2 separate regions of the Homo sapiens genome follow, and region 2 is linked to region 1. Evidence: chromatin loops called from intact Hi-C (ENCODE). Cell type or tissue: heart left ventricle. All regions are shown on one strand. Links, peaks and the distances in the headings refer to the core of each region. The heading gives the core; the rest is flanking DNA. Region 1 has its middle 19 kb from the start of PDIA6. Region 2 has its middle 73 kb from the start of KCNF1.

What was found. Hi-C counts contacts between places; a loop is a spot of excess contacts. Peaks named below come from ENCODE experiments on the same cell type or tissue, not always from the same donor. Only the 100,000 strongest peaks of a DNase experiment are listed, where the experiment ranks them.
Region 2: it touches region 1 in a loop (2.0-fold over the local background); 2 of 110 quality-filtered maps call a loop at or near these places.

What each region holds. Positions count from the first base shown.
Region 1 is chr2:10,824,329-10,839,902 of GRCh38, forward strand. It overlaps a transcript of PDIA6 not described here. Among named protein-coding and RNA genes, the nearest start is that of PDIA6, 19 kb to the left of the region's middle. RefSeq lists enhancers at 6,802-7,302, 10,937-11,437, 15,478-15,574. In heart left ventricle, for the core only: CTCF peaks have their summits at 8,186 (motif pointing right) and 8,389 (motif pointing right); a DNase peak (open chromatin) is centred at 8,193; H3K27me3 peaks cover 3,686 bases.
Region 2 is chr2:10,977,165-10,992,738 of GRCh38, forward strand. No RefSeq gene overlaps it. Among named protein-coding and RNA genes, the nearest start is that of KCNF1, 73 kb to the left of the region's middle. In heart left ventricle, for the core only: no CTCF peak of the experiment used is centred there; DNase peaks (open chromatin) are centred at 5,107 and 6,267; H3K4me3 peaks cover 747 bases; H3K27ac peaks cover 3,645 bases; H3K27me3 peaks cover 359 bases.

The DNA.
Region 1 (15,574 bases), core at 5,297-10,296:
TGTCTGTGGCCGATGACACCTGTCGAGTGTTCTGCTGCCCCTCCCCATTGTGTAGCAACCCTGGGTGGATTCTAGCAGCGTTGTCCAGCTGGCAGAACTCTATCCCCCTTGCCACAGTTATTGGCTCAGGAAGGGGTTTGTCACCACAATAGCCACTAAGCCAAGTGGCCAGTGGCATTCACATGGCCACAGTGATTGTTCCAGGGTGAGCATGTGACATAAACCAATCAGAGTGAAGCTCTGGACTTTGGTCAATGGCTAGAAGAGTGGCATTTGCTTGGGCAGAAGCATGGATCCCTGTTGTCCCTGGAAACTACCCCACAAGATGAGGAAAACCCACGTGGGGATGAAGCTGAAGCGGGGCAGAGCTGAAACAGTCACGGAGAAATGGAGACAATACCTGATCAGTGTCTGAAGACTGTCCTTCAGCTGAACATTCCAGTTATTGAAATATGAAATCATCTTTATTGTTTAAGCAAGTTTGATTTGGGTTTCTAATTGGTCTTTCTATTTTCACTCTTGGTATCTGTGATGGTTAATATAGAGTGTCAACTTGATTGGATTGGAGGATGCAAAGTATTGATCCTGGGTGTGTCTGTGAGGGTGTTGCCAAAGGAGATTAACATTTGAGTCAGTGGGTTGGGAAAGGCAGACCCACCCTTAATCTGGGTGGGCACCAGCTAATCAGCTGCCAATACAGCTAGAATATGAAGCAGGTGGAAAAAAACGTGAAAAGGCCAGGCTGGCCTAGCCTCCTAGCCTACATCTTTCTCCCATGCTGGATGCTTCCTGCCCTCAAACATCAGACTCCAAGTTCTTCAGTTTTGGGACTTGGACTGGCTCTCCTTACTCCTCAGCCTGCAGATGGCCTATTTTTGGACCTTGCGATCATGTGAGTTAATATTTTAAAAACTCCTCTCTCTCTCTGTCTCTCTCTGTCTCTCTCTCTGTCTCTCTCTCTGTCTCTCTCTCTCTCTGTATATATATATCCTATTAGTTCTGTCCCTCTAGAGAATCCTGACTAATACGGTATCTTAAAATTCTTTTTCCACAAAGCAGACTCTTATGGATTCTTGAAAAAGTTTAAATTAGTTCACACTCCTCTCCCCTACTTAAAACTTTCCAATGGACAACAGAAGAGAAATAGACAATTTGGAATTCATCAAATTAAAACCTTTTGTGCTTCAAAGGGCACCATCAAGGAAGTGACAACACACAGTGTGGGATAAAATATTTGCAATGATATGTCTGGTAATGAACTAGTATCTAGAATGTATAAGGAATGATTACAACTCAATAATAAGAAGACAAAAGAACCAATTTAAAAATGCCCAAAGGATCTGAGTAGACATTTCTCCAAGGAAGACATAGAAACGGCCAATAAAGCACATGAAAAGATGCTCAGCGTCATTAGTTACCAGAGAAATGTCCATCAAAACCACAATGAGAAATAACTTCATACCCACTGGCTTGGCTAGAATCAAAGTCAGAGAATAACAAGTGTTGGTGAAGAGGTGGAGAAATTGGAACCCTCCAACACCGGCTTTTGGGAATGTAAAATGGTGCAACCACTTTAGAGAACAGTCCAACAGCTCCTCAAATAATTCAACAGTTACCATGTGATCCAGAAATTCCACTCCTAGGCATCTACCCAAGAAAATGAAACACATGTCCACACAAAACACATACAGGTATGTTTTAGCAACATTATTCATCATAATCAAAAGGCTGAAATAACTCAAATGTTCATCACCTGACGAATGGATGAACGAAAAGTGCCATGCTATACAACGGAAATATTATTCAGCTATTAAAAGGAAGGAAGCGCAGTGGCATGCCACGATATGGATTGACCTTGATGACATTATGCTAAGTGGAAGAAGCCAGACTCAAAATAACCACATGATTACTTTCATATTCAAGTTCGGAACTAGGAAGTCTATAGAGACAGAAAGTAGGTTTGTGGCTGTCTAGGGCTGGGAGTTGGGAGAGGACAGTTGCACATATCTATGAATTTACTAAAAACCATTGAATAATGGATTTTTTTTTTTATGGAGTCTCGCTCTTGTTGCCTAGGCTGGAGTGCAATGGCGCAGTCTTGGCTCACTGCAACTTCTGCCTCCTGGATTCAAGCCATTCTCCTGCCTCAGCCTCCCGAGTAGCTGGAATTACAGGCGCCTGCCACCACACCCGGCTAATTTTTGTATTTTTAGTAGAGAGGAGGTTTTGCCATGTTGGCCAGGCTGGTCTCAAACCCCTGACCTCAGGTGATCTGCTTGCCTCAGCCTCCCAAAGTGCTGGGATTACAGGCGTGAGCCGCTGTGCCAGGTCGAATTATACGCTTTAATTGGGTGAATCATATGGTGTGTGGATTATATCTCAATAAAACTGTTAAACAGACAGAACCTTTCCCAGTGGCTTCTTATAAGACATAGAAGAAAAATCTGCCCTCCTGAGCAGACCTTTAAGAGCCTGCCTCTGACGTCACCTCAAACCCCTCCCTCTTTCCCTCTGTTCATGGCAGTATTCTTTCATTTCCTCAGACACAACAGGCTGGTTCCTGCCTTCGGGCCTTGGCACGACCTGCTGCCTCCATCACTGCAGTCTCAGCTTATGTACCACCTCTTCAGGCTCTTCTCACACCAGGTGATCTGAAGTGACAGTGCCCCCGGGTGAGCAGTTCATCAAACTTGGTGTTTAGTTTCTCCTCAGAACTGATCAGAATTCATATGTGTCTGATTGATTGATTGATTGAGATGAAGTCTTGGTCTACTGCCCAGGCTGGAGTGCAATGGCACAGTCTCGGCTCACTGCAACCTCCGCCTCCCGGGTTTAAGCAATTTCCTGCCTCAACCTCCTGAGTAGCTGGGACTACAGTTATGCACCACCACACCTGGCTAATTTTTGTATTTTCAGTAGAGACGGGGTTTCACTATGTTGGCCAGGCTGGTCTCAAACTTCTGACCTCAGATGATCCGCCCTCCTCAGCCTCCCAAAGTGCTGGGATTACAGGTGTGAGCCACCGCACCCAGCCTTATTTACATATTTATTTGTTTATCATCTGTCTTCACTAGGATGAAGCCTCCATGAGGGAACAGAGGAGAACCTTCCTATGTGCTGGCAACATCTGTCTACAACAGTGTCTGCCACATACTAATAAAGTTTAGTGATTGAAAATTTAATGAAAGTGTAGGTTTTCAGAAGAAATATAAGGGCTGGATGTGGTGGCTCACACTTGTAATTCCAGCACTTTGGGAGGCTGAGGTGAGCAGATCACTTGAGGCCAGGAGTTCAAGACCAGCCTGGCCAACATGGTGAAACCTCGTCTCTACTAAAAATACAAAAATTAGTGGGATATGGAGGCACACACCTGTAATCCCAGCTACTCAGGTGGCTGAGGCAGGAGAATTACTTGAATCTGGGAGGCACAGGTTGCAGTGAGCCGAGATCACGCCACTGCACTCCAGCCTGGGTGACAGAGTACGACTCTGTCTCAAAAAAAAAAAAATTTTTTTTTTCTTGCAATTCTTTAGAACTAGAGTAAAAAAAAAGTTTGTGAAAGTTTAATCTTTTTATTTTTATTTTTTTAATGCAATGTAATAAAATTAATAGACTTCATTTAGTCTATTAGAGCAGTTTTAGGTTTACAGCAAAGTTGAGGGGGACAGTGAATTCCCCATAAAACCCCTCCCCCTGCCACACACACAGCCTTCCCCACTATCAACATCCCACACCGCAGCAGCCCGCATGTTTGTTACAATGAACCTACATTGACACCTCATTATCCCCCAGAGCCCACAGTTTACATTAGGGTTCACACTTGGTGTTGTGCATTCTATGGGTCTGGACAGATGGAGATGACACACATCTACTCTTATAGTATCAGACACAGTAGTTTCACTGTCCTAAAAATCCTCTGTGCTCCAACTATTCATTCCAACCTACCCCCAATTTGCTTTATCTGTATATCAATTTTTCAATTAAAATGTATCAGAAATTCAATGGGCAGGAAGTAGTTTCAGAGGGTGAGGAAGAGAAATAACAGGCTGCCGTTTGTCATTTCCCCTTTAAGAAGTGCAGAGTGTCGAGGCCATGGGCACAGCCTGGAGCACCCTGTTCCAGTAGGGTGTGTGCCCCCTCCACCCAGGCCCACGACCCTGAGACCAGAGGAATGCGAGGGTCTGTCTCCCGCCCTCCTTGCACCACCAGGGCCCAGGGCACTCTTCCGCCCATGCAGATGGCAGCTGGGACGAAGGGGCAGCACAGTGCCAGTCTCCTGCTAGCCTGTGCGGGGCAGGCGACACTGGGCATGGTGCAGCCTTGCTGTCTCAGTGTCCCCTACCAGCCCCCTTTGGATCATGTCTGATTCTTCTGAGGACAGGCGCTGCGAATAAAACACCTCTGAGAATTTGGGGCACAAATGTGCTACACTGGAAACCCCTGCTTTGGAGGGGGCACAAAGCCAAATGACCCCTGGCTCTGGCCCCCGGGTCACAAGTGCATGGATGTGTTCGGAAATTCCCAGGGGCACTCCGGAAGCCTGGGATGCATGACCAGCAAAGCAGGGCTTCCTCCTTGCCTGCTAGGGTGCCCGCTTCATTCACTCCAGATGCTGGTGTGGTCTGGGGACAGCTGATGTATCATCACGTTAACAGTGTTATCCCCCACCCCGTCTTCAGTGACCCAGGTCACCCTCTCTTCTGGGGTGCTGTCCAGGCACTTTCCAGGATTGCACTGGCTTCAACAGGTCTTCGTGCCCTTCTCATTCCCCAAGAGAGAATCTGCTTACCCGGTGTTGTGAAAAGGGCGATATCTGGCCTGAGCTTTTGGAGAGGCTCTGGGCTGGGAGAAGGGTTTGTGTCATGCCCACCTCCTCAGCTGTTTGTTCCCCTGATGTCCTCTCTCCCAGGGTCTCTTTTGGGCCACTCATACCCAGAATCCTGGCTCATGGACACCTCCCGCCCCCAGGCAGCTCCCAGCGCTGTTGGCTTCTTCAGCTTCAGGAGCACCCGTGCCTCACAGCCCTGTCCCCTCTCTTAGTTGAGCAGGTGGGCTCTGCCCTGCTTCTCCAGACTCTCATTTTCCTCCTTCCATTGCCTGCTATTGCCTATAATTTGGCCAAAAGCCATAATAACCAAGGGTGTTGACTTTTTGCTCTCCAATCAAAAGATCCTGTCCTTACCAGGAACTGCCCTTGTTAGAAGGCACGGTGTTGGGGGGTGGAGATTAGAAACAATTTTTCTGCCTTTCACTGAGTCAATCACCAAATCCTGCCAAATTTGAAACCTAAGTGGCATGTTCTCCTCTCCACACAAATCCTAGTTCAGGTCCCAGAATTTCTGGCCTGGGCTATTGCAACAGCCTCTTTTTTTAATTATTATTTTTAATTTTTTGTGGGTACATAGTAGGTGTACATATTGACACTGTACGTGATTACATTTCCAATCTCTTTTGGAGGTGAGCTCTGAAGTCCATCCCTGGATTCCTCTAAGGATGAGAAGTCGGGTCAAACAGTCCCTCTGACCACCTAAAAGTGGCATAAATCAAACCTCAGCTTCTCCGTGGCGGCACTGTGAAGTCCACATGCCTTCGCGAGGTGGCAGGGCTTGTCCTCTGTGCTCCCGCCATGCCCAAGTTCTTCAAGCGTGTTGCATGGAAGACTTTGCTCTCTGGCTGTCTCTGCCTAGGATGCTTCTCTGCCCCCCACTACCTTGGCTGACACTCAACCCTTAAGCCATGGCAGCCCTTCTAGGAAGCTTCCTCACCCCAGGCCCTGGGAGGTAGAGGGGCCGCTCCTGCTCCACACTGCCTCCTTGCACCCGCATGTAGAAGCAGTGCCTGTGTCTGCCCCTCCAGTGTGGGTGCGCAGCTTCAAGACAGGGGCCAGGACTGGGCTGTGTCCCAGCTCCTAGCACGGCCTGGGAAAATGAATGAATGAATGTTGGAATGAATGAACGCATCCGTGAATAATATGCTGTGGACCTCCGTGCCTATCAGTTCTCCATTTGTTTTGGCTGAATGCTTGTGTTTGAACTGGTGGAACTCAGTGAGTTTGCAAGCCTGCCTGGTTCTGGCCAGAGGGTCAAGGTTCTCTCGGGCACCTTTTCCTGCGGGCACAGCTATGGGGCAGGAGTGCGTCTGCAGGGACATGGGGTGGCACCCAGAGCCTTTGCAGGAAGCAGCAGGGCCTTTCCTCCCTGGCGGCCTGGGGAGTGCAGCCAAGGGACAAAAGAGGATTCTAAGTTGTTTTCTGGAGCTCACTCTCTCAAAAATAAAATCCAAAACCCAGCCCATGAGGGCAAAGCAATTTTGTAGGAGATACTTAAGTCTTCAGTTAAAGTGAGAAATTAGTTCAAGGAAATAGGGAGAATGTGGCCTCAGACTTAGAGCTGAACTGAACTGCCCCTCCAGGCCCTCGGGTCACCCCCTGCGCGGGCGTGGCTGTGCCCCTGGACACACGGGGACTCCACCTGCGCAGAGTGGGCTGGAGCTGAGGTCTGCCTGGTGCCACCCCCGCCGGCTGGTGGCTCAGGAGGCACACGGGGCACTTCTGTGGTCTCCTTGGGCGCTTGGCCACGTCAGCTTTTCAGAACATTCAGTTCCTCCCCACTTAGCCTCTCTGTCTCCCTCCTAGGGAGAAATGAGCTCCCTCCTGCACCGGCCCAGCCCCTCACTGTCCCTGAGCCACAGGGGCTGGCGGGGAGGGCCCTTGTGGGAGCGCAGCGGACTCCGCTCTGCTTCCAGCCGCTGGTGAGACCCCCCTTCTCTCTTTCCGGGATTCCTTGACTGCAGTGGGTTTGGGTTGGCCTCACCCTTGGCACTTGGAGCCGCAGATGAGTCTACTGTGATAGGGCGGGCGTTGATGAGCGCTGTGACCACTTGCCCCCACCTACTTAGCCTTCCCCTTGACCCCGTGGCCAGGGCTGTGGCGCTGCCCTCCTCCCGGGCCCGTGCACATTGTAGTCTACGGCACTCTCTTGACTCGGGGAAACGCAGGCTGGCTTGTTTCTGAGGGTGGCCCCCACCTGACAAAACTGCTCAGCTCACTAAGAATCAGCGGCACTGGTCACATTACTTCTCCGGCTCCTTCTCCCTGTAAGCCTCTTCTGGCATGGTGGCTGGAGCCCTCCCTTGCAGCTGCTAAGACTGCGTTTCACCCGGCAGCCCCACATCCTGGGGCAGGGGCAGGTCATCGGTCAGACCTCTGGGTAGCCTGAATGGGAGGTGTCGTCAGCTGCTGATTTGGGTGCAATAAGCAGCTTTCAGATCCAGCTACGATGTGCCCCTCGCCTCCACACCCTGCCTGGCAGACACAAGTAATCTGCTCACTGGACAGGATTGGCCTTCACTGAACACGAGTTAATTGATACCAACGTCTCCTTCATCGCGTGATTGTGTGTCTGACAGATTCTAGGGCCTGACAGGATGCAGTTTCCAAGCGGAACCCAGCTCCCGGCCGTAGTCATCCTCCTCCTCCCAGCCACCTTCCTGGACCCCTGCTGTCCTGCCTTGGGCAGCCAGTCATGGGGTGTGAATGTCCTCTCCTTCCTCTCCCCTCAAACCTCTCTCTCCTCATGTGCCAGGCTCTCTGCTGGGCGCTGAGGGCAGAGGCGGGCAAGCCAGGGTCCCCTGGAGCTATGATGGTGCCACTGCACTCCAGCCTGGGTGACAGAGCAAGACCCTGTCTCAAAAAAAAAAAAAAAAAAAAAGAGGAGAGAATTCATTTCAACAGATATTTACTGAGCACCTATGATATTCCAGGCACAATTCGAGGTGGTGGAATATGGCGGGGAGTGAAATAGACAACAATCCTGCCAGCAATGTTGAACTGGAACACACCCACCCAGCATCCCAACCCCAGGCACATACTCACCCCACGGGCGTGTGAATTCACCGAAAGGCAGGCTTAAGAATGCTCACAACAGCAGAACTGGCCAGATCCCAAACTGCAAACCGCCCAAATGCCCATCAGCAGTGGAAGGATAAATTGTGTTCTGCTCACACAGTGCAATGCAGTGCAGCCGTGAGAATGAGCAAACTGCAGCTGCAGATATCCTCGCCATCTACGCCTCACAAACACCACCTGGTGGGATTCTATTAATTCCTGTTTGAAGCACGAGGCCAGGAGACCTAACCTTGCAGCGGGCACCCTCGGTTGAGTAGTGACAGGAAGTGACCGCAAGGGGGCGCTCTGCCCTTGCTCTGCGCAGGCTGCTGCGGGGATGCGTGTGGGATTTGAGCTGTGCGCTCAGGACTCGTGCGCTTTTCTCTGTATGTGCTGTACTTAGATACAATATTTACACTAAAAAATCGGGGCTGTGGTGGACCGAAGGGCCCAGGCTCAGGCCCTGGGCTGGCTGAATCCTGCAGTCAGCATCTCCCGCCTCGGTCTTCCTTCCAGGAGGTCGGGTCCAGGGCAGAAGAGGGCGACCCCAGATGAGGCATCTCCTGAGGGGAGGGGCAGCTGGCTTGGAGGCCAGGCTGTGGCTTGCCACAGGAACAGGGTAAGGAGGCGGTGAGGATCACCTGGGCCCCCAGGGACATTTGGCGGACGCAGAAAAGGCAAGGTCGAGGCCAGCGCTGGTCCCACCCCCCGCCCCCCCAGCCACTGAGACCCGCAGAAGCCGGGACTCTGGAGGCTCCCAGAACTCCAGCCCTCTGGGGTCACTCTCCTTAAAAGGCCAAGTGATGGGTGGGAGGGAGCTCACAGATGATATTGGGGCATGGAGAAAGGCCAGGAGTCCCCATTTCCCAGAGGCAGAGCAGTCAGAAAGCATCCCCTCCCCTGCCTGGACAGGTGTCCATGTAGAGCCCAGGCTCTGTGTCAGGGACAGCCCCGCTCCCTCGACAGGCCAGTTCCGCGGAAGGGGCCCATGTCTGTGTGGCCTCTAGTCTCACTTTGGCCAGGCTGGCTCCTGCCCTCGGGCAGGCCCAGGATCTGGGGTCTTTTTCCCTGTCCGGTCCCTCTCCTCTCCCCTCCTCCGGCTCCCGCAGTTGTTAATCATCCTTTCCCGTTTGGAATTTCCCGATCAGCAGGCCTGGGAGGCAGCTTTCTCAGGCCCCCACTTTGCTGCTGTGTCTCTGAGCTTGGTGTGTCCCCACCCCCTCTGGGGGTTTTCAGTCCATCACCACAGTGGGGTAATAAGCCTCACAGCCAAGGGGAGTGGCCCCCAGAACCTCAAAAACCCACAGCGGGCTCATTCCCTGACTTCTGCCAGGTAGAGGCGGCTGGGCCCTCTCCTCAGAACATGTTTGAGCCCCTTCTCAGAAGTTTCCAGAGTGCCAGTATGGTTGGCACCAGCCTTGTAAGCCCCTATGAATAGAGACACATCCCTCTTATACCCATACACAGATTGGAACTCCCGGAGGCAGGGCCTGGATTCCAGGGCATGTACTTGCTGTATAGTGGGCTCTGCAGGGAGATGTATGAAGTTAAGTGGATGTGGACATCGAGCCTGGAAAGGTTAAATGACATCCCCAGGGCTGGAAGCCATCAAGTGTCTGGAAGTGGAGCTTGGAGCTCGAGGTGCCAAGACCCTGAAGTGGCAGCCAGTGTCTGGTTATTGGAAGCCCCAGACGCTTGTTTAGAGAAATCTTTGCCTCCTCCCAGGTCCCACCAGTGCTCTCTGTGTTTCTCTTATCTTTGGATGTTGCCACACGGAAGCGGAATTCTAAAATAATTTCCTCTCCCTTCCCCCATCCCCAGACTTCTGAAGAAGATTTAAACTGGGCATTAGGTGTTTTCTAAATACTGTTGCAAAGTCCCAACAGCTTCTACAGTGAGAGCAACGCAGATCTGGGGAAAGATCCCAGTGAATTTGTATCTTTCTTTGGGGTCTCAGCAGCAATTGCATGATTTCAAAAGGAGGCAGTGCCTCACTCTCCTTTCAGGCTGCGCTTCTGAGCAGAGACAAAAAAGGGAACCTCTCAGGCTGGATCAAAGGCGAGCCTCTTTCTATGTGGGCCACGGATGCTGCCTGCAGCAGTGTGCTTTGGAGAGAAAGACCCTCTCTGTGGAGAGGGAACATTCTGGACACGTGTGCCCTTCTCCTGTGAGGCTTCCCTCCCTCCCTGGGGCTGGCCACCCTCCCTCCCTCCTTCCACGGAGGCCTGGCCTCTCTGTGGCACTGCCCCTCACCCCTCTGGGCTGCAGTGACTCCCAGAGGTGGGATCTCATTGGTCCCTGAGCGCCTGGCAGGACTGACAGGGTGCTTAGTAAACCCTTGTGGCCTGGATGCAGGCCGAGGCTCCTGTGGCCTGGGAGGGTCCAGGTCCTTCTTTGTTATGAACACTAAGAGGCAGGTCTCCTCCCTTCCCTGCCTCAGACACACAAGGGACACTTGATGTGTTTGTGGAGTGAACTAATTTCTCTCCCTCCCTCCCTCCCTCCCTCCCTTCCTTCCCTCCTTCCTTCCTTCCTTCCTTCCTTCCTTCCTTCCTTCCTTCCGTTCTTTCTTTTGACAGAGTCTGCTCTGTTGCCCAGGATGGAGTGCAGTGGTGTGATCTTAGCTCACCGCAACCTCCGCCTCCCAAGTTCAAGAGATTCTCTTGCCTCAGCCTCCTTAGTAGCTGGGATTACAGGCACGCACCACCATGTCCGGCTAATTTTTTGTATTTTTAGTAGAGACAGGGTTTCACCATGTTGGCCAGGCTGGTCTCGAACTCCTGATCTCAAGCGATCCACCTGCCTCAGCCTCCCAAAGTGCTGGGATTACAGGCATGAGCCACTGTGCCTGGCGTAGAGTGAACTAATTTCATAGCGTGGGTTGATGAACATGAACAGGTGGGGCGGGCCTACAGCAAGGAGCAGCACCAGCGCCTGTGTGTGTACTGTGGCCGCTGCTCGGCCCCGGGCGGTGCACTTTACCTGAACCGTCCTTCCAGGCCTCCCAAGCCATCTGCAGGAAGTGCTGTTTCCATCCCAGGCCTGAGATGGTGGAAAGGCTGGGGACTCCAGGGACACAGGGCTGGCAGGCGGGTGAGGTGGGCAAGTACCCCCGGCAGTCGGGCTCCGGAGCCCGCCTTCTTGACCAGGCCGCTGGCAGTGAGCCAGCCGGGTTCCGTTTCCATCGCGGGCCTTATCCGGGGCGTATTCCTTCCAGGTGCGGCCTCCGGGGAAGCCCAGTCCCCAGCCTGGAGGTGACGAGGCCGGCGCACCCACCAGGGGTCGCTGCAGGCAAGAGCTGGAGGCCTGAAGGCAGGTGGGGCCCAGGGAGCCGGCCCGGCACACTCGGATACACAGCTTTAGGTGTGCCAGATCGGGACGATGTTTTAATAAAAGTAAAGCAGACATCTCCGACCCACGAGGAAACCCAGCCTGGGTTTGGATCCACCTCTGAGCTCCACCTTCACTCAGCTGCCAAATGGGGACAGTGGCTGTGGCCCTGTCTCCCTCATGGGACCGCCAGGGGATCCTATGAAATCACAATACTTAGAGAGGGGGCCGGGCGCGGTGGCTCACGCCTGTAACCCAGCACTTTAGGAGACCGAGGCGGGCGGATCATTTGAGGTCAGGAGTTCGAGACCTGCCTGGGCAACATAGTGAAATCCCGTCTCTACTAAAAATACAATAATTAGCTGGGCGTGGTGGCGGGCGCCTGTAATCCCAGCTACTCGGGAGGCTGAGTCAAGAGAATCACTTGAACCCGGGAAGCAGAGTTTGTAGTGAGCCAAGATCGAGCCACACTGCACTCCATCCTGGACAACAGGGCAAGACTCTGTCTCAAAAAAAAAAAAATACTTTCAGACCGTGGAGTACCTTGGTGCCTGAGATGATCCTATTGGCCTCACTAGGTGCCCGTGGGGGTGCCACCACCAGTGATGAAGGGGAAGGGAGATCAACCCCTACTTTTCCGAGGGTCTTTCCCATGTAAGAAATACAAGCTGAATCTTCCTGAAATTCAGCCACAGATCCCACACTCCCTTAAGGCACACTCAGGTCCTACGATGGCCTGCTGCAGACACTGGCAACGTCAGGCCTGGAGCATCCTTGTCTAGGATGGGTCTGGGGCTTTGGGCTCTGTGGTGTTATTTTATTATTTATTTATTTATTTATGTATCTATTTTTAGAGACGGAGTCTCACAAAGTTGCCCAGGCTGATCTCGAATTCCTGAACTCAAGCAGTCAGCCCGCTGTGGCCTCTCAAAGTGCTGAGATTAAAGGCATGAGCCACTGTGCCCGGCCTTCTGTGGTTTTAAATGAAACTTTTGCAGGCTTTTTTTTTTTTTTAATTAAGAGATCATTCGCATGCCATAGAATTCACTCTTTTAAATTGTCCAATTTGGTTGTTTTTAGCGTATTCACAAGTTTGTGTAACCCCCCCAGCAATTCCAGAACACTTCATCAGTCACCTCAAAAAGAAACCTGTGCCAATCTTCCCCTTCGCTTACCCCTGGCAACCACTGATCTACTTAACCTTTTCTTTATATTGTGTCTTTTCATTGCCGCTTGTGTTCTATGGGGATTAAAAAAAAATAGATGGCTTACTTCATGTGAGCAAGAAGGGACCTGTGTCTCAGGGTAGCAGACAGGGTTATGGGGACTCCTTGGGGTTAGAACGTGGGGTCCCATGCCTCAACCCTCTCTGATGAGCTGTGTGAGCACAGAGGAATGAGAACATCTTTCTGGCTTTTTGTCTTCTCATTCTGTTTCATTCTCATTCATGATGGTTAACAGTGATGATACTTGTCCCACTTACAGCAAGGAAATCCCACGTCTCCTAAACAACAGAACCCCAAATCTGCCTGGGCTTGATGCTGGGAGGAGAAGCTTCCAGGGGCAGCAGGATCAAGGAGCTGGCTCTGTCCCTGCCTCTGTTCTCACTGTCACCCCTCTCTGTTTCCCATGAGTGCGGCCCCCAGCAAGCTGGGCCTGTGTGCTGCTCCCATGGCGGCCACGGCCCCCTTACCCAGGACACCACCAGCCCAGCAGGGAGGGGCTGACGTCCTCACAAAGACTTACTAAATATTCAAGGAGGCGACGGGGAAAAGAGAGCACGAAACACAGCATTTAGTTCCCTGAAGAATTAGAAGCAGTTTGCAAAGATGCACTCAATATGACAAGATTAAAAAACATACGTGAGGAAATCAGAGAGGAATAAAAATGAGGGGGAGAAAAAAATAAGATGAAGCCAGGGAGAGGTTGGTATGGAAACTCCAGATGGTGATTTAAGGAGCACTTATGCAGCACACTTACCACGATCCGAGCGCCGTGCAAGTATCATCAACTCATTTGATCCTCGGGACACTTTGGAGGCAGGGGCTGTGATTATCCTCATTTTGCAGTCAGAAAAGCCCAGGCACAGAATTGCAGCTTGTTCAGGGGCTCCAAGCTTCTAGGTGGCAGAGCTGGGTCTCAAGCCTGGGCAGCCTGGTGTGCAAGTTCATGCCACCCCTGCTGCTTTTTCATGATATCACATGAACGCACTGGGGGTGGGCAGGGGAGCCCGGGCATGAGCAGAATAAGCAGGGAATATCTTTGTCATCTTGGATCTTGTTCCAGAAATCATAGGTATTTTGCATTTTTCCCCATGATGTTTCTATATTTGTGCAAGTGTGTTGAAAATTAGGTTGTGTGTGTGTGTGTGTGTGTGTGTGCGCGCGCACGCAGGCACTCTGTCTGAGCTTCAGCTGAGGCCCTGAGGGGTTCTGAAGAAAGCACAAGGTGTCAGGTAGCCCATCTCTGCCTGGGCGGTTGAGAGCTGTTCTACCAGCATGGGCCCTCACCCACTCCAGGGAGAATAAGGCAGGGTGAGAGTTTGGGGAGCTTGAGGAGGCTGGTGCAGGGACTGCTCTGGAGAGGCTGCCTGTGCACTAGTCTCTCCCAAGTCTGGGGGAGGCATTTGAGGGAACTGTCTGGATAGTTGTGTGTGTCTTTGGAATTGGAGGGACCCAGGGACTGGTGTCTGAGCCCCTAGAAAATTCTCGTGATGAGAGAATGTTGGCTAAAAGGCTGGCGTTGGGCGCTTCCTTCATTCATTCATTCATATGACCCTCAACAAACATTTACTGAATGTTTGATTGTGTGTTCTAGGTGCCAGGGATGCACCTGTGGACCACACAGATTGCCCCGTGACCTTACATTCTAGTAATGAGGGTAACAGCTTCAGAGGGACCCTGCCCATGAGTTGGGGGCAAGGGGCCTGCAGGTGAGGAGTGGGCTGCAGCGGGCTCTGATTGGGCAGCTGGAAGAGGGCCCGGGTCTGTGGCCGGATCCCTGCACTCCGCATGCCCCAAGATGGTGGACGTTTGACACCATTCATTGGTTACCTACTGTGTACATATAGTATCTGTAATCTGCGTTCTCCCTGAAGGTAGAGATTATAGCCCCACTTTGCAGAGGAAAGCAGTGGCTCAGAAAGTGCCGGGGGTGGGTGTTGAGGTCCACCCAGGGGTTCTTTTCCTCAGAGCTGGCCACTCTCTTGCCACTCTGATGAGTTTCTCTTGGTTTTCAAAAATGGAGCAGGCAGGAATGGAACCTCTCTGAGCTCCATCTTTGCTGCAATCTGACACACGTCGTGAGTTATGTCAATTTTCCAGAGGCTCCAGGCAAGAACAGCTCCTCGTGGAGACTTCTCAGGCTTATTAAGGAGTCAGATCTGGGTGGCAGCAGCAAGGAAGCAGCTCTAAGCATGTTCTGGAATCATTCATAGGCTTTTATTTTCTGAGCTGTTCCCAAGAGTGTAACCAAATGCTAATACCATTGACATTGTTTTCTTAATGATTACTTTGGCTTGTATTAGGAAACAGCTTAATTAGCATTAATTAGAGTGTTCTCTCTACAGGACACATCTCCCTCAAAGCAAGGTCTCCTTAGTTTACTCATTTGCAGGGGGAGAACTGTCACTGACTGAGGTTAAGGGTGTGGCCCAAGGACACAGGAGGTGACAAACTGGGGAACAAAGCTGTCAGTCTGTTCAGGCTGCTGTAAAAAAATCACCACAGATTGGGTGGCTTAAAAACAGCAAAAATTTATTTCTCATAGTCTGGAGGCTGGGAAATCCAAAGATGAGAGCGCCTGCGGATCTGGTGTCTGGTGAGGACCCATTTCTTGGGTCTTCTCAATGCATGCTCACACAGTGGAAGCGGCAAGGCAGCTCTCCATGGCCTCTTGTGTAAGGGCACGGATCCCGTCAACCACTTCTCAAAGACCCCACCTCCCAATACCATCACACTGGGCATTAGGATCTAATGCATGGATTTTGGGGAGACACAAACACTCAGTCTATGGCAAAAGCTCTAACCACAGCCCCTAGTCCTGTGTTCTCTACATTTGACTGTGCTGCTTCTCAGAGAGCAGGACTTATCATCAGAGAACCTTCCAGTTTCTTGCTCTTCTGCTGGAGAGGCCTGTGTGGACGTTCCCCTTGCCAGGGCCAGCCTTGTCCATCGGAGGAGTCGCACAGGGCCACCCCAGGGTTCAGTAGGAAGTGACTTCATTCAGCGGCAGGCCTGACCGTACAGCATTTTCCACAGCGTTGATGAGAAAGGACAAAGGTGCTGAAGTTTATGAAGAAAACCCACAAGATCCAGGGTTTCTTTCAGGTGGTTGTTATTTCTGAAAATCTGAATTTTT
Region 2 (15,574 bases), core at 3,557-8,556, 150 kb after region 1:
TACAGGAATCGTTGACCTGATGCCTCAGAGAAAATAATCAAGCTTTGAAGGGTTGGCCTCAAAACCTCAAACTGATGATGAAACAGTCCACAGCCCAGCCTTCCCTGCCGCCTGTCACCCAGTATCCCCGGAGGCTGGCGTGGGATGGGACAGAGAACCACAAAGACGACCCTGCTCCTCTGGCCAGCCGGCTGCTCTTTTGTGCACCTAATTTATCCATGGAGGCAAATCTGATCCTAACTTAAGGTGGAGAGAAATTCTTGAAAATATTAAATATGGGCCAAAGCATTTCTTTTCCTGCGATTGGCTGAAAAGCTTAGTTTAAGTAACTTTGTAATTATTTTCACAAAGCACAGCGATTCCCACACAAATCGCTTGTTTGCTGAAGACAGTCCATGCTTTTGTCATGAGTTATTAATATCTATCTTTTGAGAATTTGGGGTTTTAATTTTTGATCTTTTTGTGACATTATCACGCAGGTCATTTTGAAACAGAATCTGCTATTCCAATGTTCTTACAACTGTGAACTAAAAAAGAGGTGTACCATTTTTAAATTATATTTTTCTCTAAAAAGGAAGAGATTATCAATCATCTCCACAGGCAGATGAGAAGGGGAAAGCCGGGTTTCTAAGAGCTCTGCCTTCAAATCCTCCAGCCCGCCCTCCCCCAACCCGAGCGTGTTCCTGCCAGATAGGAAAGCTATTTTGAATGTGAATCAGAGCCAGTCTCATTACCCACCAATTTTCTATAATTTTCAAATAATATTTCATCGTTTTAATTTTTTTTAAATGTAACATGGCTGCCAAGACCGACCACATTGACTTGCCTGACATTTTTCAAAGGAAGAGCTAGAGTAAAAAGAAAATAAATGTTCTTTTTTTTCTAATGAAATTGAATTGAAAGCAAAAATAATGGAAGTGGCTTTGCACAGGAGAAAACCCAGGCGCTGGAAAGCCCTAGGAGACTTTTATCAGAACTTATGGAAAGGGAAAAGTTAAATGACAGGAAGGATGATAAGAATAATCGTGGCCCCTCCGCCAGAACTCTGCACCCGGCTGAGTCCCCGTGCTTCTCCCATATTCTCTCACTGAGTGCTCGCAGCGACTCTGTAACACACTCGCACCGTCCTTGTTATCGGGCCCCTTTTACAAATGAGGGATGAAGAGAACAGCTGTTTCTACCAGAAAGAAAATCCCAAATGGAAAAATAGGACACGTCTTTGCTCGGCCCCAGTTTCAGATTTCCATCCATTCTCCAATGCAGTCCTCCTGCACGTCCGCTCAACGCAGGCCGGGGCGCACTGTACTGAAATCGATTTAGATTTTCCCATCGCTGCTGCCCACCTCTGGCCCTGGAAATGTTCCTGTCCTGGGTGGGGTGGGGCAGCGGGGCCCAGGGAAAGCCCTGTGGGCTGAGCATATTCTAATTCCCAGGAAAAAGCTCCGACCACCCGTCAGCATGATGGGACTTGAGTAATGGGGTGTCAGAGCCAAAAGGGACCCCCAAGATGACCCGGTGGAACTCTCTGTCTCATTGAGAAAAACACGGAAGTTCAAGGAAAAAAAGTAACTTGCTAGAGTCACCAGAGAATCCAAGGCAGAGCCAAGAAGGGAGCCTTGGGGATGGGAGGGGCAGGAGGGAGGGTTGGGGCCTTATAGTCTGCATAGCCCACCTCAGCCTCTTGCCTACATAGGATTCAATACATGCTCAGTGACTGTTGTCTTCCAGGTGGTCCGTGGCCTGTCCAGGACCATTAACTCCCACCTTGGGCCACTGCCCCCTTCCCTCATGTACTCAAGAAAACTTAGAAAAAGATGGACTGGAGAGTTATTCCATATCACACAGCAAACGTGCCGAGACCAAAGAACTCCTAAATTCTGCCCCGACACCCACTTCATATGGCAAGGGGAATATTCCTTTGACACACACTTACTGAGCACCTGCTCTGGGCCAGACTGAGGGAGGTCATCAGACAGACGAGACTTCTGCTCTCCTGTGGTCCTTCACCTAGTAGAGAGGAGAGAGCTGGGCAGAGCTGTGCCCAGCACTGCCACCTGCATCACGAGGGCATTTTCCAGTAGAGGGAAGATAGTACAGTTGACCCAGGGACAAGGGGGTTGAGGGTTTGGCAAGACCTTAGTTCAGCCAACCGCCATGAGGGAAGAGGGTGCCAGTGAGGGAAGAGGGTGAAGATGGAGGTGGGGGTGACAGGTATAAAGGGAAGGGGCACATCTCTAAGAGGTCAAAGCACAGGTATGATCAGACTGAGGGCAAAGGGACCCAGAAGGTTAGAGGCCTGTGGTCAAGAAGTGGGTTTCAGGATTTTCAGGGTGGTCTGCATGTGGTGATACACTCCAGCACTGTCCAGCCCCCCGTACTAGTGACCTCTCCCTGCTGGGGTGCTGAGAACCCCAGGAGCCGCCATAGGAGAGGGAAAGCCAGCAAAGCGGTCGATGGCTCCTCTGATCAACCGGAGCCTCACTTTCATCACTGTATTTTTTCTGGCTGTGCTAATTTCTTTAAACCTCCTACAGAGGTTCTTCTCTCAGTAACCTGTTTTGATTTTTCCCTTCACTCAGCCTTTGGATTACCTTAAGGATGTTCGTTCCTTTTTTGGGCAAAACAATTACTGTGCAAACAGACTCATTTTGTCTTGCCAGTTACCTTGAAGTTATCACTTCCACTTAAATAGAATCTGAGCTAAAAATAGGTGTACCGAAGTGGGTTTCCACCTGTCTCATCTTGCTTCCCGACACCTGCGGTCCTCTCCTTTTCAACGCAAAATAAAGCTGTGTGCGACACATCAACACCCACCAGCAAACGCAGGTCCATTTAGGCGAATGGACATCAGCGAACAGACACTTTTATCTTGCCTGTCTCCCCTTCATTTTTCAGAAAGCTAGGGAACAGAAGTATCAGAAATGCCAAGCTACTTTTTTGGCTATAGCTCTGAAGAAAGAAGGCTCTGAAAAGTGGTCGGCCTGTAACATAAAGATGTGGGCTGGATGTGCTGCCTTTTGAAATGTCAGGGTTTTTGTTGAATAGGCATTGAGTTGGATTGGAAAGGTCAAAGCTGACAGACTCAACTCATACTCAGAAAATCAGCTCACAGCTCCTTTTCTTCTCATCACCTCCCAAGTGGTAGGTTGCTAACGTCACCCTGGCTTTCGGCACAGCAATTAATGGCTTATGAGCACAAGCCAAAACATAAAAAATAAACCAGATTAAGAAACTGCTCTGTAAAATGTAATAGCTGTTTCATGTCCTCCTCAAACCTAAAATGGTTCATGGTGACTAGAAGTCATGCCTTCATTAAAGAAAGTCTTCGTTTAGGCAAATAATCAGAGAAGGTATCAGGTCCTGCCAGGCCCCAAGCTCTTTTTCTTTTCCTCACAGATGAAATCACCTGATTCTTGATACAGGCTCAGTTTCAGCTCAGGCACTGGGGTCAACCAGCTGCTGTCTGATGGATCTAGAAGCATCAGATTCGGACCAAACACGTGACTGAAGATGGGGTCTGCTCCATTCAATACACACCAGCCAGGGGCCTGCTCTGGGCCCGGCATGGTGCTTGTTATCGGGGGCGCTTAGACTAAAATAATACAGCCTCTGCTTTCCAGAATGTCTTCATAGGCCAAGGGAAACAGGCAAATAATCAAATAACTGCAGTGCAGGGAGGTGCAGGCTTTGACAGGGTGGCACAGGGTGCTTGGGGAACAGAGAATAGGAATGAGTCTTCCTTTGACTTTGAACCAAATCTCAGGAAATGGGGCTCCTGCCAGTTCTCTCCCATGGGGGTTCTGTATTCCAGCCCAGAAGCCGGTCTTATTTTGTTCTGCACACCTGGCTGTTCTCACATCTAGGTGACTGGCAGGTGCTGCCAACCTTCCCACTTTCCCCCTATCTCCCGGTGCTCTGCTCTGGGCACCCCTGGCTCACACCCTTGGCTACACACTGGAATCACCTGGGGCTTTTAAAACTCTGCTGCCCAGGCCACACCTTAGACCAATTAAATCACAATTCCGAGGGGTGGACTCAGGCAACTAGTTTTTAAAGCCTTTGTGGTGATGCCAACTTGCAGCCGAGACTGAGAACCACTCACGACCTGAGTGTCATCGCTCTGACCAACCCACTGCCATAAATACCCCCCAGCTCCTGATCCTGGGTCCACTGCCAGCTTCTGCCCACCTGAGAAGCCACACCCACCACCAGGTCCTAGGGCTTCCCACGCTGGCCCATCACCATGCCAGAGGCTCCCAGCACCCATTCTGACAGCTGGAGGCATCAGCGAGATATTCACACTTGTCAAGAGCAGTGGAAGGAAGCTTCTATTACTGGTGCCTAATGAAAGTTTTTGGAGTCTGTCAAGCCTATTTGCTTTGAATTTCTGCACAGATTCAACACCAAGAAGAAGCCCATGAGGGTGAACAGATTTGTTACACCAACAGCACCCGCCCCATGCATTCCTAGAATTCTAGGTATCAGGGAATGCTCCAGCATCACGTCTCAGTGATGTGGAACCAGGCCGCATGAACCGAGAGCGAAGAATGCTGCTTCTTGTTCCCGAGTGCCTGTAAAGGGCTCCTGCTCTAGGGATTCCCATGCAGTATTTCAATTTTCATTCATCTTAGCCCCATTTTACATGTGGAAAAAAAACTGAGGCCCAAAGAGAATAAATGAATGGTGAAGTTCATCCAACTGGCAAGTGAAGAGACCAAGGTTTGAATCCAGGCAGGACATCAAAACTTGAGTTCCTCCTACGACATCTACTTAAAGCCAGCAGTGTCCACTTCAGTTCAAAGAGAAAAGACTCTCGTCCTCAAGTTAGAGGTAGGTCGCCGGGGCAACCCCGGTTCCCTGAGCACCTCCTGGGTGCCAGGCTCTGTCCCCAAGGTGCCTTAGACAGACCCTGGCCCTCTGGCAGTTTCCAAGTTGGAGAGAGGAGGCAGGCTTTCCCATGGACAATCGCAGCGAGGCATCTGTGTGCCAGCTTCGGAAACAGCATTCCCTCATCCTGAATGTATCCAGTGGTTTAGGCTTTCCAACTGGCCTCCTGTGGTTGACCGGACTCCAGACCTGCACGTGGGCCTCAGGCCTTGGGAGACCCAGCCAAGCAGACAGCCCAGGAGAACCCACAGGACCCAGGAGGCTTCCAGCAGAAGCGTCTGGTCAACCTCCTCCTTGGCCTTTCTGAGCAGGCGGCCTCAGTTCCCGCTCTGGAAGCTTCTACTCCCTCGTCTGCTTTTTCCATCTGGTGGTAAAATTTTGTTCTTTTTGTTGTTTTTCTTTTTTTTTTTTTTTTGGAGATGGAGTTTCACTCTTGTTGCCCAGGCTGGAGTGCAATGGCATGATCTCAGCTCACTGCAACCTCTGCCTCCTGGGTTCAAGCAATTCTCCTGCCTCAGCCTCCCGAATAGCTGGAAGTACAGGCATCCGCCACCACACCTGGCTAACTTTGTATTTTTTTAAGTAGCGATGGGGGTTCACCATGTTGGCCAGGCTGGTCTCAATCTCCTGACTTCATGATCCACCCGCCTCGGCCTCCCAAAGTGCTGGGATTACAGGCGTGAGCCACCGCACCTGGCCATTTTTGTTGTTTTTCTCATTGGAATAATGTACTTTTTTTTTTTTAAGCCAGTACCCAATTATGGACAAAATAATATGAAAGACAAATGTAGAGCCTTGTTTGCATTTCCCGGTAGATGCCGGGTGAGGTGCAGTGCAGTGATTATTTCACAGTCATTATTGGCCTTAGGAGATTTTTCAGCCAAATAATTATTTTGCCAATAAAGGACCAAATGCGTTGCTTTTATCTTCACACTTTAATGTCTTCTGACCAAAATGAAACCGCCCCAAACAACACTGGGGTTTTCAGAAAGGGCCACTGGAAGGGATCTATGGCTCAGGGGTACAAACATCTCAGAGACTTGGCTTGATTTCAAATCCCATGATTTCTCAACAGTGTGGGCTCCTCACACAGGAGTCCTCTTAAAAATAGGCCGATGCAGCCTGCACTGCGCTCCGGCTCCTGCACCCTCTGCACTTTGCAGCGGGGGCTCAGCCAACAGCCCCCAGCCTGCAGCCCTCTCCCACCTCCCTGCCCTGTCCCCCTGCCCTTCCGCTGAGCAGGCGCTGTGTTCTCGCCTCCCCGAGCTCCTCCATCCTGCTTCCCACTACGCTCTGCACGGATGCTCCACGCCAGCTGGTGGCTTAGATGTTTTCTCGTTTCAAGACAGGGAGACAGACGGAGTGATCTCTCGAGGACCCTTCCAGCTCTGTGAGTCTAGGAATCAGGGGAAATGACAGTGGCCTCTCTTCCGGGAGACGAATCCAGCTGGAGCCATCTGGTCCTGGCTCGGCACATCCCTCCCTCCCTCCACCCCAGGCTTCGGAGGAAGACGCAGAGCTCAGGCTGGGCGACTTCCCCCAACAGCTACTTTTCTGAGCTCTGCTCTTGGACCGAAAAAGTGTTGTGCTTTTTGGCTCTGCAACAGAGAAGCCCCCTTTGAAAGGCAGAGCGCGTCAGCCCTGGGAAGTTATCTGCTCAGCCTGGCGACATGAAGCGCTTCTCCAAGGCCACACTGTTCTGGTGGCTGACGGGAGGACAGACACACAGCCACACGGTCCCCAAGTCAGGGACAGCGCCAGGCATTCTGGAGGGGGAGAGGGGTCACAGGCTCTACTCATCCTGGCTGGCCAGCCCTGGAGATAACGCCCCCGGTGGGCTGGTGGCTGTGTCTAGGTGCCGCTGCTAGAGCGCCCTGGAAATCTCAAAGACCAGACAAGGACTCGGTTCTCACTGTTCTCCTGCCCAGCTGTTTGTTACAGAGAGCTAAGACTCGGGGTGGCAGCCATAGGGCTCACTGGAAGAAAGGGCTACAAGCTTATCCAGCCATGAGACAGTGACTCCCCTGCCCGGATACATGTGGTCAAAGACTGAGGAAGCCCTTGTCACTGGCCCCAAATCCCTCCATGACTTTTGCCCAACACCATGAAGGTGGAAGCCTCCAGCCCCATATTTGAGGCACCCCAACATCTGGCCTTCCTGTGTTTCTTTGTTTCCTACCCATACAGTGCCCTTGAAGCATTAGTCCAACTGTTTGCTTCTGAGAGGCAGGTTGGCCCCAGCACTGTTCCTTTATTTTTGTCTCAGGCTCACCTTCTTCCAAACATTCCCCAGAACACTCCTTCTCACCTGGAGTGTCCATGCCACCCCGTCCCCTCTGCGTGAGTGTTCATTTCACACGGCCTTCAAGGCCTAACCCAAAGACACCTGCCTCCTTCTCAGTGCCCAGTCCCCTCGGCTGGCAGGAACCCTGTGTCTGAACCCTGTCTCTTTACCTTTCTTTCCCTTGGAGACAAGGTGTTACAGTCATGTGTGTCTCCATCTTACGCACTGTAGACTGTTAGCTTGTGGAGGGCAGAATCAATGTCTAAATAGCCTGTGTATTTCGTGAATGACGTCAATGATGAGGGATTATTCACTGGGTAAGGTGGGAAGGAGTAAAGTCAAGTTTTCTGCAGGTTCCTTTCAAGATTCCAGCCTAAATTAAACTTTCAAATTCTGAAGCACCTCCAGGTTTTACCTCTAATCATGCATTTCCCAAAGTATTTTCTAGAGAACACTATGTCAAGAACTCCTGGAGTGTCTGAGAAATCCTGCAGATAAGAAACCCATTTATTTCATGTAGTCCAGCACTGCCCAAACTTGCCAGAGCACAAGGCTTATTTCAAGTAATGACCATTAACATCTGGAAGAGTTTAAAGAGAGTACACAGGGTAAAACTGCTCTAACGGAGAAGACTGGTGGAGATCCCTTCCAGAGTGTAGCAGACCTCCGTTTTTGAAAACAATCCTTTATTCATTGGAACCCCAGAGGAATAAGACCAGAGAATGGAGGCAGGAAGCTATTGGACAAAGCCACTGCAGCCCTTCATCTCTAAGGTCTTCCAGAACAGTGGGCAACCACCCCTGCCCACTCCCACTTTTTCTTCCTTTGGGATTGGGAGGCCTTTTAAAGAGATAGAGACCAAGAGGCTAAGGACCCAGAGTAAGAAATAGATTTACACCGCGACTCAGTACACATGTCTGAGGCCATGGAAATATCTGAATTAAAAGTTGCAGAAAGCAATACTTAGCCTTGCTACATGCAATATAGTCAACCTGATATGTTCAATCTAATTCCATTTCATTTTTTTCTTAAATCCTGGCTGTGATCCACTGAATGGAATTCATAAGCCTCTGATGCGTGTCAAAGCAGGCCTGTGTCTGAGGGACTGGAAGCAGCCAGCAGGGGACTGGATGGGGAGCGCCTTCTGAAGGGGCAGCTCCTTCTCACACTGACGGCTTCCTGTGAGGAAAGGCAGCCTGTCACCCACAGAGCCTCGGATTCTTCCAGAGAATCTGGAAAGCAGAATATGCATGTGAAAGGCCTTGGTTTTAAATGTCAGCAAATAATATTTTCATATATGTAGGCCGGGCATGGTGTCTCACGCCTGTAATCCCAGCACTTTGGGAGGCTGAGGCAGGCAGATCACGAGGTCAGGAGTTTGAGACCAGCCTGGCCAACATAGTGAAACCCCGTCTCTACTAAAAATACAAAAAAATCAGCCAGGTGTGGTGGTGGGTGCCTGCAATACTAGCTACTTGGGAGCTGAGGCAGGAGAATCTCTTGAACCTGAGAGGCAGAGGTTGCAGTGAGCCGAGATCACGCCGCTGTACTGCAGCCCAGGTCACAGTGCGAGACTATTTTCTGAGACTCCATCTCAAAAAATAAAAATTGAAATTAAAAATAAAATAAAATATGTAAAGTACCATGAAGGCAACTTCATAGACAAAGGCCGCGTCCAGAACAGAAGTGATGTTTTAGAGGCTGCAGAGCCCATGATGGGTGAGGGGAGCCAGGCGGGGACAGAAGCTGGGACTGTGGTGGGATGGCACATGGGCTGGACTGAGGTCAAGGCAATGAGACAGCTGGGGACTGGACAGACCCCACAGCCACCAAGGAGGCAGAATCCACACATCCTAAATACTGACGAGATGTGGGGTCCTAGGAGGAAGGGAGAAAAGCCACAGGGCAGTGGTGGGCTAGGAGCCCCAGGAGGAGAGGGCGTGGGCACTGGGGTTTGTCTCCAGCAGGGCCAGCTGGAAGGCACGCAGCAGATCACAAGGGGGCCTGGGCTGTGGGGAGATGACCCGCAACTCCCCCAGGTAGCACCGATGGTCATGGGAGAAGGATGTCTGCCCAGCCCATGCTTTTTGAGATTTCTGCCAAAAGAGGGAAGACAAGATTGGGAGTTGGCATCCACACTCACTGAGCCCTTGTCAGGGTCCAACATGAGCAGTTTCAAAGAATTGTCTTATCTACAGAGACCTTAATCTCATCACGCACTTGTCTGCCAGGATAATGAACTTTCCCCTTAGAGTTCTAGAAAATTCCTCAGGAAATGGAGAGAGTGACTACGTCAGGCAGCAAGCAAGTGGAGAAGGGAAAGGAGCTCACACTTACTGAGCAACCACAATGTTCCAGGACCAGTTGGAATGCAACTGGAACAAGAGGAAATGTGACCAAGAGTGGCTAACAATTAAGAGTCTCTCTTCCTTGTGTAACTTGGGGGTAGGTTATCCCAGGCCAATGGCTGCTCAACGAAGCCATGAGGGTTCCAGCCTCTGTATCTCTCTTTGTCCTCTACCATCCTTCCACTGAGACTATTGCCCTCCTACTCACAAGATAGCTGCTGCACTTCCAGACATCTGTTTTCCATGTAGGAAGAAGGCAGAGGGCAAAATCCCTTCTTCTTTCCAAGAGTGAAAGCCTTCCCAAGTAGATCTCCGCTTACGTCCTGTTGGCCACAACAGGGTCCTATGGCCACTCTATGGCAGGTGTCTAGAAAAATCAAGTATTTAGCTTTCCAGGCTCTATAGAAGAATAAAAAAGAAAAGAAAAAAGAAATAATAAAAAAAAGAAGAAAAGAAAAAAGACCCAGGAAGTTGGGAGGAGCTTGTGTGTGGCAGGACCACAGTGTCTGTTGCAGACCCTTGATAAAGAGACTGGGGGCTAAGCCAGGGGTTTTCACTTCATCCTATGTATTCCAGAGAGTAGAGGACGGACCATTGCTGATTATCAGCATGATCAACAAAATGTGCTGAAGTTGAGGGACCAGGGAGAGAGGCTTCCAAGATGACTCTTAGATTCCTGATTTGGGAAACTTTATGAATGATCTTAACACTGGCCTCACTTGGGGCTGAGGGGAACAAGCTGCAGAAGGAAACCAAGCACTCAGCTGTAGACATCTTGAGCCCAAGGGCCCCAGAAAACAGATGCAGGGTCCCAGCAGGCAGGTGAATCTGGAGCCCCACAGAAAAGTCTAGGAGGAACACGCTGGAGCCAGCTAATAACTCTCTTCTGATTGGTTGACAAGTCAGGAGCAATAAATCTTTTCCAAGTTTTCCAGTTAGAAATCAGTGATGCACCTACAGGGACCAATCAGGACACAGCAGCTCCTGGGAGTGGGGCTGACCAGCCCCTGCTCACCCCAGGCAGCCCTGTCCCTGCCTTCAGTTCCCTTCTTGGCCTGCTGTGGACACCTCTGATCTATGGTCTCGAAAGTGGAGGTCATACAGAGGTTGTACAAGACACCCCATTGAGGAGCAAAATGAAAATATTAAAATCTTAGTGTATTAATTGCCTACTGCTGTCATAATACATGCCCACAAACAAAATGGCTTAAAACAACAGAAATTTCTTGTCTCACCATTCTGGAGACTAGAAGTCCAAGATCAAGGTGTGAGCAGGCCATGCTCTCACTGAAGGCTCTAGGGGAGGGCCTTCCATGCCTCTCTCCTAGTTTCTGGGGCCGCCAGCCATTCTTGGTGCCTTGACTTGTAGCTGCATCACTCTGGTCTCTGCCTCTGGTGTCACCTGGCATTCTCCCTGCGTGTCTCAGTCTCTTATTATCAGGATGCGAGTCATATTGGACTAAGGGTCCACCCTCCTCCAGGGCAACCTCATCTTAAGGAATTATACCTCCAAAGATCCTGTTTCCAAATAAGGTCACATTCTGAGCTTCAAGAGAGGACATGAATTTTGGGGGCACACTTTCCAAATTAGTACATTCATATTTTATTTTTACTTAATCTATTTTTAACTTCTATTTTTGTACAGAATGTGTTACTAAAGTAGTCCTGGAATATGTACGTTTCAATACATAACTACTGCATATATTGGCAATGCATACTCAATTTTTACTGACAGCAGTAACAACTGGAGAGGGTGAAGACCATTTGTCCCTGTGACAATCGTCCACATGAAGAAACTAAGGTGGCTCTTGGGTCAGACCAAACTGATCGGGGAATCTGGAGGCAGGGGATGAACCAGATAATTTCCAGCCCTTCTTGGTAGCTCTTCGTAAAGAGAAAAAAAAATAAAGCTCTGATTCTTCCCATGGTTCAAGGAGCTGCATCCCTCCAGACCCACTGCAGAAACAAGGAATCTTTTGGGCATCAAAAAACTGCTTGATATTTTGCTAAATGCTAGGGAGGCATCGTCTGGCCAATGCATCTGTTGATATGTTCTGTTATTTGAAAGCAAACAAGAGAACTAAAACAAAACCCAGAAAGCCATCTTGTTGATGGGCATCCTTCAGAGGCATCTCCAGGCTCACATGTTGATCGACACACATCTGCCTCTTTGCAGCTGCAGTGCTTCAGGAGAAAGGTTAATTCTAACAAAATTGAGAGGTTGTGCTCCCAGAACCCACACAGAGCTGGGTGGGCCCTTCTCCCCTTCTGACCTCCCCTCTGGGAAAAGTGCTCTCTCACCAAATCCCCCCCTCACTTTCATATTATCAGATGGGTTGCCTTGGGTACAGCAGACACTGTGGTGGCAGGGTGGGTGTGGGTCAAGGCACAGCTCCGGCTGCAGAGGGAATAAAGGCAGGCCTGGCCCAAACTAGGAGACAAATCTTACATATTTCGTTTCCAGAACATCTTGCCCAGAGGTGAGGTTGAACTTTTCTGTTTCAGGCCCTGTCCTCTCTCCCTTAAGAGAGACATCTTCCTCTCTCCTCACAGAGCCTTCCTTCCTGCTGAAGGCCCAGTCCTGGTAAGTGCAGCTGGCTTAAGCTCCTTGGTCCATCTGTCCAGCCCAGAAGTCTCCTGGCTCTCAGGGGAGCAAGCCTCCAGGCTCAACTAAGCTGTGTCTCCCTGCCCGTCGCTGCCCGGGGTCCTTCTCCTTTGTTTCCTGAGATCTCTTCTTGCTATACTGTACCAGTCAACTTGGCAGCACACTGTATTTTATGAATATGAGAAAAAAATTCCAATAAAGGCTTTTAAAAAAGAAGTGATGGCCACACTTCTGTATTTGTGGGGCGGAGCAGGGTTCCTATGGGAGGCAGATCACTCCTGCTGGAGAAAACATCTGACACCTGGGTTGGAACAGGCAGGGATATGGTTTGGCTTTGTGTCCCCACCCAAATCTCATCTCAAATGTAATCCCCATGTGTTAAGGGAGGAACCTGGTGGGAAGTGACTGGATCATGGGGACGGTTTCCCCCGTGCTGTTCTCATGATAGTGAGTGAGTTCTCACGAGAGCTGATGGTTTTAAAAGTGTCTGGCAGTTCCCCCTTCATGCTCTGTTTTTCCTGCCGCCATGTAAGACATGCTTTGCTTCCCCTTCACCTTCAGCCATGAGCGTAAGTGTCCTGAGGCCTCCACAGCCATGTGGAACTGTGAGTCAATTAAACCTTTCTTCTTTATAAATTACCCAGTCTCAGATAGTATCTTTACAGCAGTGTGAAAACAGGCTGATACAGGCAGCACCTGGGAGGAGCCCCATGCCTGAGGAGGAAGGTAGGGAGCAGAGCACTAAATCATTCTGCAGGATAAAGTATCAGGAATTTGGGGATCTCCACTGTTGGCTTCTTAGTGACCAGGGAAGAGGGTCAAGGTCTGAATAAGCAATTTGCAGGGAAAGAGAGGCCTAGAAACATAGATGAGAAGCCAGAGTCTAAGGGGGGACCCAGACCAGTGAGAAGTTCCCCTTATGAGGGGAGACCCACCCCTTTGTAGAGACAGAGATAGTTAATATTCTACTTGAGGTTCTAAATACCACCCTTCCCCCCATCTTGAGTGGCATCTTGTTTAAACAGATGGTAGCACTGACACGGTGAAGGAGAGAGGGTGCTATTCATCTCCTGGGCAGGGGGTGAAGGCAGAGAGGGCCCAGCAGCCCCAGGAGGCAGGTGGGCAAATTGAAGACTGAGAATTTAGTGGGAGCAGGAATGTGAAAGAAGAGATGACCCAGGAATCCTTGGACACTGGGAGAAGGCCCTGGGCTGGATAAGGGTTTGGGCCATTTTATTTGAATGTTTCATATAGAAAAACCCCATATGGATGGAGGCCTTGAGCAGATCTGAGTTCCTAAACATAGTCATTTCCCCAAGGCTGAAGCTGCATCCCACCGGACTCTTACTGAGTGTCATGGGTCCTGAATTAAGCTCAGCCAGCCACGTGTGCGAGAGGGACCTGCAGACACTGGCAGGGTGAAGCTGGGGCTCAGCCTCTCACAGGCTGTGCAACAGGAGCATGGGCTAGACCCACTCCTCCAACCCTGCCTGTGCCTCCAGGGTCAGGACCAGCTGGGAGGGAAGAGGGCAGAGCCAGTCCAAGTTCCTTCCTACTCAGTGAGGCTCTCTCCTTCTCCGTCTGCCCAGGCATGCCCTCTGCTACCCACTGGCTTCCCCAGTGATGACACTGTCACTCCTCATCCCACCACAGCCACTGTGTTCTTCTCCTCCCAAAAGAAGAGGAAGCACCTTGTTATAGCCTCCCTGGGGGCAGAAGGCTGGGCACCCTGGTCCTTGGCCTTTGCCAGTGTGGGAAAAGGCAGGCCAGTGGTTTTCTGTAGCGTTTGGCTGGAAAAGAGTGATTGTTTTCCTGAAGTTTCTGTCTTGATGGGCTGCCCTGGTCCTTCAGCTGGAGGGAGCAGGCTTTTGTTCAGGGTTTTATCATCTGTGCCCATTGGGATTTTCAGCTCTTCTGCTCAAAATCTGGGATACATGAGGCATCAAGAAAACCCAGGGAACTCACCTTCGTGTCGTTCCTTGGGTTCTGAAATTTCTAAACAGTATGCCTTCTTTCCACCTTCCAGAGTCTCCTTATGTTTGTTTTTTATATGACGTCCAGGATTTTTAGCTCACTTAGTGACTTAGTGGGAAGAATAGGGAAAAATGTGTCTACTCCATCTTTCTGGAAGCAAGACTTCATTTGCCGTTCTTCATGGTAATACTTTTGAAGAAAGGTTTTATCTCTTAAAACTAATTTGCTCTACAGCCAGAATATTTTTACTTCAAAGATCTGTGTAGTTAACAAGATTCACTGAGCCAGACAGTCCTGACTGCCCTACTTTTTTCTTATCTTCATTTATTTTATTTAAAAAGTCCCTCTACGTTACAATCCTGAAGTCTGAACTTTATAATGAACTTTGATTTGTAAAGTATATATTTTTAAACCTCAAAAGTCAGTTAATAATGAGCAAGCTTCTGTTTTTCTGAAGAGGTGGAAGAGGAGGAGGAGGAGGAAGAAGAAGAAAACGGGGAAGAGAAAGAAGAGGAGGAGGAGGAGCCCTAGACTTCTGGGAGGGCTACTGGAACAGCTTTTGGGTTGCCTTTTGCCCCCAACTTCCCTGTTCCTTTGGGAATGACCTCTGTCCAAACAGCAATGTCATTTTGTAGATGCAGCCTAGTCAGTTTCCTGGGAGGAGAGGAAAGTCCTGCATCCTTTCCCAAAGCCTGTTACTATGACATGCTGCTGGGGAGCTGTGGGAATGAGCTGACAGGGAGGAAAGTGAAATCGGGGCTCTGTAGGAAGGAAGCACTGAGGAGCTTCCTGCAGGGAGGGAATGGATGGATGCTCAGGTGTCCAGGAGTCAGTGCTGCAGACTGACCGGAGAAAGGCCCCAGAAAGCCCAGGTTAGTTCCCGAGGCTTTGCAGCCCGGGAAGACTGAGAGCAGCTTCCCACAGTGCAGCGGCATGGCTCCACCATCTTCCAGAATGGCTGCCTGAGAAGCTCCAGAACAGACACCGAGGCTGCTATGCCCAGAAGGCAATTCCCAGCGCACACCGTCTTCCAGAATGGCTGCCTGAGAAGCTCCAGAACAGACACCAAGGCTGCTATGCCCAGAATGAAATTCCCAGTGGAGGCATCATTCATCATCCCTAGGGGACTTCCATGGGGAGAAGTGCCCCCAGATGCCCTGTGTAGAGGCCACACTGTCCACCTATATTGGACCTTTGTGGCCCACTGAGAAGGTGGCCCATCCTCGGGATCAGCATCCCACTACCTTCAGGGAAGGTTCCACCTTTTCTGCCCAGAGTGTTTCAGAGGACAACAAGGCCTCAAGCCACATCCCACCAAATCCCAAATCTGCCCACTAGGGAAGTCAGGGGACACAGTGCCCAGCGCGGGGGCATGCTGCAGGGAGTAAGGTACTACAGTCAGTCGTAGACTCAAAAACGAAATTTTAGCACAATTGAAAATTATCCTTGGTGGCGGGATTTCAGATTTCTTATATT